2 separate regions of the Homo sapiens genome follow, and region 1 is linked to region 2. A link is a loop called in an ENCODE intact Hi-C map of the cell type or tissue named here. Cell type or tissue: left ventricle myocardium inferior. All regions are shown on one strand. Each heading gives the region's core, and the rest is flanking DNA. Links, peaks and the distances in the headings are about the cores only.

Evidence for each region. A loop is a pair of places that touch in the nucleus more often than their neighbours do. Peaks named below come from ENCODE experiments on the same cell type or tissue, not always from the same donor. Only the 100,000 strongest peaks of a DNase experiment are listed, where the experiment ranks them.
Region 1: it touches region 2 in a loop (7-fold over the local background); 4 of 110 quality-filtered maps call a loop at or near these places.

Annotation. Positions count from the first base shown.
Region 1 is chr9:93,141,189-93,144,088 of GRCh38, reverse strand. All of the region lies in intron 1 of LOC124902212 (a long non-coding RNA gene), which reads right to left. Among named protein-coding and RNA genes, the nearest start is that of NINJ1, 8.4 kb to the right of the region's middle. RefSeq lists enhancers at 1-264, 265-1,137. In left ventricle myocardium inferior, for the core only: no CTCF peak of the experiment used is centred there; no DNase peak of the experiment used is centred there.
Region 2 is chr9:93,586,551-93,589,450 of GRCh38, reverse strand. All of the region lies in intron 1 of PHF2 (PHD finger protein 2), which reads right to left. Among named protein-coding and RNA genes, the nearest start is that of MIR548AU, 6.8 kb to the left of the region's middle. RefSeq lists an enhancer at 742-1,242. In left ventricle myocardium inferior, for the core only: a CTCF peak has its summit at 1,625 (motif pointing right); no DNase peak of the experiment used is centred there; H3K27ac peaks cover 414 bases.

The DNA.
Region 1 (2,900 bases), core at 119-2,618, 450 kb after region 2:
ACATGCAGAGGCCTGGCTCATGGCCAGACCTGCCTTAAATGTGGAGCTGGGAACTGAGGGGTCTGGCGACTCTGCTCCTTGGGATCCACTTCCTGAGCAGCAGTGGCCACAGGACGAGTCCCTGTGGTTGTTTGGCCCCACCCACCCCATGTCCGGCCATGAGGACACACCTCACATCCTACCTGATCTGTGTGTGTGTGTGTGTCTGTGTGTGTGTGTGTGTGTGTGTAGACAGAGTCTCGCTCTGTCGCCCAGGCTGGAGTGCAGTGGTGCGATCTCAGCTCACTGCAACCTCTGCCTCCTGGGTTCAAGCTATTCTCCTGCCTCAGCCTCCTGAATACCTGGGATTATAGGCGCCTGCCACCACGCCCAGCTAATTTTTGTATTTTTAGTAGAGACGGGGTTTCACCATGTTGGTCAGCTGGTCTTGAACTCCTGACCTTAGGTGATCCACTCTCCTTGACCTCCCAAAGTGCTGGGATTATAGGCGTGAGCCACCGCGCCCAGCCCCTACCTGCTCTTGACAGGAACCAGGGGGTCCCAGGGGCGGTCCCCTGCACAGTGCCACTTCCCTGGCAGCACCCCCACCCTCAGAACTCCACGTCCACCTTCCTTGGACTGGCATATTTCAACTTCCAAATTTTTCCTATAGGCTTCAGTTAAAAGGAAGGAATAGAACCAGAGGTTCGCCACCAAAGCAAGACTCCAGGGAAATTTGGAAGGAGAAGCAGCTGTGGAAACCAGCGTTTTCAGACCGTGAGGCACAGGTGGCCTTCAGATGAGGCCGACAGTGGCCGGGGCAAAGAGCAGAGGACAGAGAGCGAAGGGCATGCCCCCCTGCTTGCCGTCTGCAGTCGCATTCTCTGCAAATAAGGTCGTCTGGGACCCCTGCTTTTCAAGGTTATTGTCCCAGATGATGTATCTTTTTTTTTTTTTCTTTGAGACAGGGTCTCACTCTGTCACCCAGGCTGGAGTGCAGTGGCAAAATTTCCACCCGCTGCAACCTCCAACCCCTGGTTCAGGCAATTCTCGTGCCTCAGCCTCCCGAGTAGCTGGGATTACAGGCATGCACCACCACGCTAGCTAATTTTTGTATTTTCAGTAGACATGGGGTGTTGTCATGTTGGCCAGGCTGGTCTCGAACTCCTGACCTCAAGTGATCCGCCTGCCTTGGCCTCCCAAAGTGCTGGGATTACAGGTGTGAGCCACCACACCTGGCCCCTGATGACATATCCTTGACCAAAATGAAGGCGACACTCGCTTACCTGCTGGCCTGAATGTGCTCACCAACCCTCTACTTGACCCAGTGAGGACATCCCCAGCCTGAACACAATGATCCCAACCAGCATGAAAACATGTGGGCTGACTCTCTCGGGCTTGGGACGGAGTCCTCTTTAGGCCTCGTCCCTTCACGGATTTATGCAAGGAAAATAACTAAAAATGGTATGTTTATAGTATGTTTGTTTCCAACATGCCACACTGATGACTCCTGACTTTTCCACAGTGGAGGGACACCTGCCTCATGCTGAGGGACAGTGGGAGGGCTTGTGGGAGGCACTGGGCCCCAGACTTACAGGGGGCAGCTTCTCAGAAGCAGGCTCTCCCCTACCTGTGCCCCTGCGTCAATCCTCAGCTTGGCCCACATCCCTGCCTCAGAACTTGCAGGGACAGCTGTGCCCGGTGGCTTGGAGTAGGGTTCCTGGGCCAGCAGCATCAGCCCCTCTGGGCTGGTCCCAGTGAGCTGTGTTCTCACAGAGTTCTGATGCATGTCCAAGTTTGAAAACCGCAGGCCCAACCAGAAACAGGACCAGACAACTCCCTCTAGGCCGGGAGTGATGGTGTTCTACTGGTGTGAGCTCATGCTCAGAAGTCGCAGGCTGACCCCTGTCCCCTCCCTGCCACAGGACAGGGAGGGAGTGGGGACAGGAGGCTTCCACAGCCTGAGCCTGAAGCCCCCACCCCACTGCAGGCTCTTGTGACATTCACAGAGGTCTCCCCCAAGGAAGCTACGGGTAGCCTTGGGCCTGAGGTGGGCTGAGATTCCCTAGGCAGGACAGGAAAGGGCTTTGGCTTGGCTGCGAGGTAGCTCCTGGCACCCAGCCACAGTAGGCAGAGGGTGCAGTGTGGACTCAGGCAATCTGGGTTTGAATCTCAGCTCTCAGAGCCCCAGTTTCCCCGTCTGTAGAAAGGACACAACAACACCATAATGAGATCATGCACACCCCACCTGGGCTACAGTGTGCTCAGCAGTGACTGCTGTTGAAATCCAACCAATAGTCCCATAGACAGTCTTTCTTTTCTTTTCTATACATATATATTTTTTTTTCTTGAGATGGAGTCTTCCTCTGTCATCCAGGCTGGAGTGCAATGGTGAGTTCTTGGCCCACTGCAACCTCTGCCTCCCAGGTTCAAACAATTTTACTGCCTCAGCCTCCCAAGTAGCTGGGACTACCAGCGCCCGCCACCACGCCCAGCTAATTTTTTTTTTTTTTTTTTTTTTTGAGATGGAGTTTCACTCTCGTTGCCCAGGCTGGAGTGCAATGGCACAATCTCAGCTCACTGCAACCTCAACCTCCAGGTTCAAGCGATTCTCCTACCCCAGCCTCCTGAGTAGCTGGGATTACAGACATGCACCAACACGCCCGGCTAATTTTGTATTTTTAGTAGAGATGGGTTTTACCATGTTGGTCAGGCTGGTCTCAAATTCCTGACCTCAGGTAATCTGCCCGCCTTGGCTTCCTAAAGTGCTGAGATTACAGGCATGAGCCACCACACCCTGACCTATTTTAATTTTTTTAGTAGAGATGGGGTTTCACCGTGTTCTCCAGGCTGGTCTCGAACTCCTGACCTCAAGTGATCCACCTGCCTCGGCCTCCCAAAGTGCTGGGATTACAGGTGTG
Region 2 (2,900 bases), core at 199-2,698:
AAGCGGCAAGGTGCTCCTGGCACCTGCTGGGTGGAGACCAGGACTCAACATCTACAGCGCACAGAAAGCCCCTACACAAAGAATTCTCCAGCCCAGACGTCAGCCGTGCAGAGGCTGAGAAATCCCACCCACCACACACACAGTTTCCCTACACAGTGTCTGCTGTGGGGCCAGTTTCAATTATTAGAAAGGTTTCCCTCAAACTGAACCCAAATCTGCCTGCTTATAAAGCTTCCTGCTCCAAACTTTCAGTGAGCACTTGGTTCCTTCCCAGGACTGTTATTGGGACAGCTGCTTTGTAGAAGGAACTAGAGAAAGAGACATACCAGGACATGACTAAGCCTCAGAATCCCTGGACCTTGAGGGTCCTGGGAAAGCGGCTTCACCTTCCTGCTGCCTCCAAGGTCCCTCTCTTCTTCACTTGATGGAGTAAAGGATGGCCCTTCAAGTGGCCAGAGGGACTTCCCTAAACATAAATACCATCAGGTCACTCCTGGCATTGCCTTCAGGGCCACGAACAGAGACTTCATAGGGTGTTTTTTGCTTGTTTGTTTGTTTTTGAGACAGAGTCTCACTCTGTTGCCCAGGCTGGAGTGCAGTGGCGCAGTTTCGGCTCACTGCAACTTCTGCCTTCCAGGTTCAAGTGATTCTCCTGCCTCAGCCTCCCAAGTAGCTAGGATTACAGGCACCCACCAACACGCTCAGCTAATTTTTTGTATGTTTAGTACAGACAGGGTTTCACCAGGTTGGCTAGGCTGGTCTCGAACTCCTGACCTTGTGATCCGCCTGCCTCAGCCTCCCAAAGTGCTGGGATTACAGGTGTGAGCCACCGTGCCCAGCCCATAAAGTGTTTTTCTGGGGGGCAGGGAGTGCATGGCAGGGGAGTGGGGAGGGCAGCTTCAGTAAGGCTGGGCTCATCCTCTGAGTCCCACAGACTCGGGCCTCTCAGGTACAGGCTCCCTCCAGGTCTATGCCCTCTGACCTCCAAAGAGAGTTATTCTCGTTGCTGGCTTAACTTTAAGAAGGGCTGTGTCTGGCCTGAGGAATCATTTCTCACAGCCCCCAGGCTAGAACGGACCTCTCACCCTAGCTGACTCCAGAGCTCACCTGGAGCTGCTCCCCTCTATCCCGCAGTCCCATGGTCCCCAACACAACGCCACCAGGCACAAAGACAGAACCATCTTTATCCAGATGTACACCTGCGACAGGAAGTGACCTGCCTGCCTAGGGCCACACAGTGCAGGACACAGGCCCTGCCCCCAGAGCATCTGGTCAAGCACTGAGATAAACAGGTCCGCAGAGCTGTGGTTCTGCCCCCAGCTGCTGCTCAGAGACAGGGAGAGATGTGCAGTGGCCGCCCAGACCCACAGACACACGACAGTCCAGGCACCCAGCTCACTGTCATGGGGGCCTCCAGGGAGGTGACCCTGTGCTGCTTCTTTACCTGCCCACCCCGCCACACAGCCACCTCCTTCACCAGGATCCAAGTCACATGCCTTCACAGTGGGCAGGTGGCACAGACGGCCAATGGCAGGGTCAAGGGCTACCCAGCAGACAGGGGGCCCATGCTGCTGGAGAACGGACGGTCAGTGAGGCCAATGGGCAGCTCCAGGGACAGTTGGCCACTAGGTGGACCAGAGGGCTGGCTACACAGACACAGGCTGGGATCATGAGAGTCACATAACAACACTGTCCCATGAGAACCTCCAGACCAAATAGCAGCTAGTGCTTCCACCCTCCAACTGGCACTGGGGGAGCTCGGGCAGAAGCAGTGCCTGGCAAGCAGGGTGGTAGGGTTAGACACCCTCCAGTCCAGCCCTCCCACCCCTCAGAGCTCCTCCATCCCTCACCTGGGGCTCCTCCATCATCTCTCACCCAGGACTCCTCCATCATCCCTCACCCGGGGCTCCTCCATCCACTATCTGGGACTCCTCCATCATCCCTCACCCGGGGCTCCTCCATCATCCCTCACCCGGGGCTCCTCCATCCCTCATCCAGGGATCCTCCGTCATCCCTCTCCTGGGATTTCTCCGTCCCTCACCTGGGGCTCCTCCGTCCCTCATCTGAGGCTCCTCCGTCCCTCACCCAGGGCTCTTCCATCATCCCTCACCCAGGGCTCTTCCATCATCCCTCAACCAGGGCTCCTCTGTCATCCCTCACCCAGGGCTCCTCCGTCATCCCTCACCCAGGGCTCTTCCATCATCCCTCACCCAGGGCTCCTCCATCATCCCTCACCCGGGGCTCCTCTGTCCCTCACCCGAGGCTCCTCCATCCCTCACCCAAGGCTCTGCCAGCCCCTAACTAGTCTCTGGCCTCTCTCCATCTTGCCCTATACTCCATGCCTCCCACAGAACTCTGAGAGAACTTTACAGACTGCAAACTAAAGAATGTTGTGCCTTGTCCTCATCTTCCTGCACTGGGGCCAGAATGTAACTCCCACCCATGGCCAACAGGCCAAGGTGCCTCCCTAACCATATCTCCCCTCATTTGGGGGCCAGCCACATGCTGCCCCTCACCCCACACAGTGCAGTCTGTTGTCACCCCAATCTGCTCTGGCACAGACTCGCAGGCGGCTGGTGATGAGGGCCATGCCACCCCAACCCTGTCCCCCAGCACTAGCTTCAGGGGCCGTGCAGTCTTCCTCACTGCTGCCCGTGCCTAGAACAGAGCCTGGTCTCCCCTGGTGTTCAGGAAACGTCACCAGCTAGATGGACAGACTGAGGGACGTGCTCGCTCATGAACAAGGAACCAAGCCCAGTCGTGGCAAACCTCTTGACTCCTAGCACAGCTCATGCTGGATTCCTGGGCCATTTTGAGACTCAGGATTCCTCATGTGTGACATGCAGAGCTGCCAAGCGCAGCCAGGAGTGGCACAAAAGCCTCACAGACTGTTCCCATCC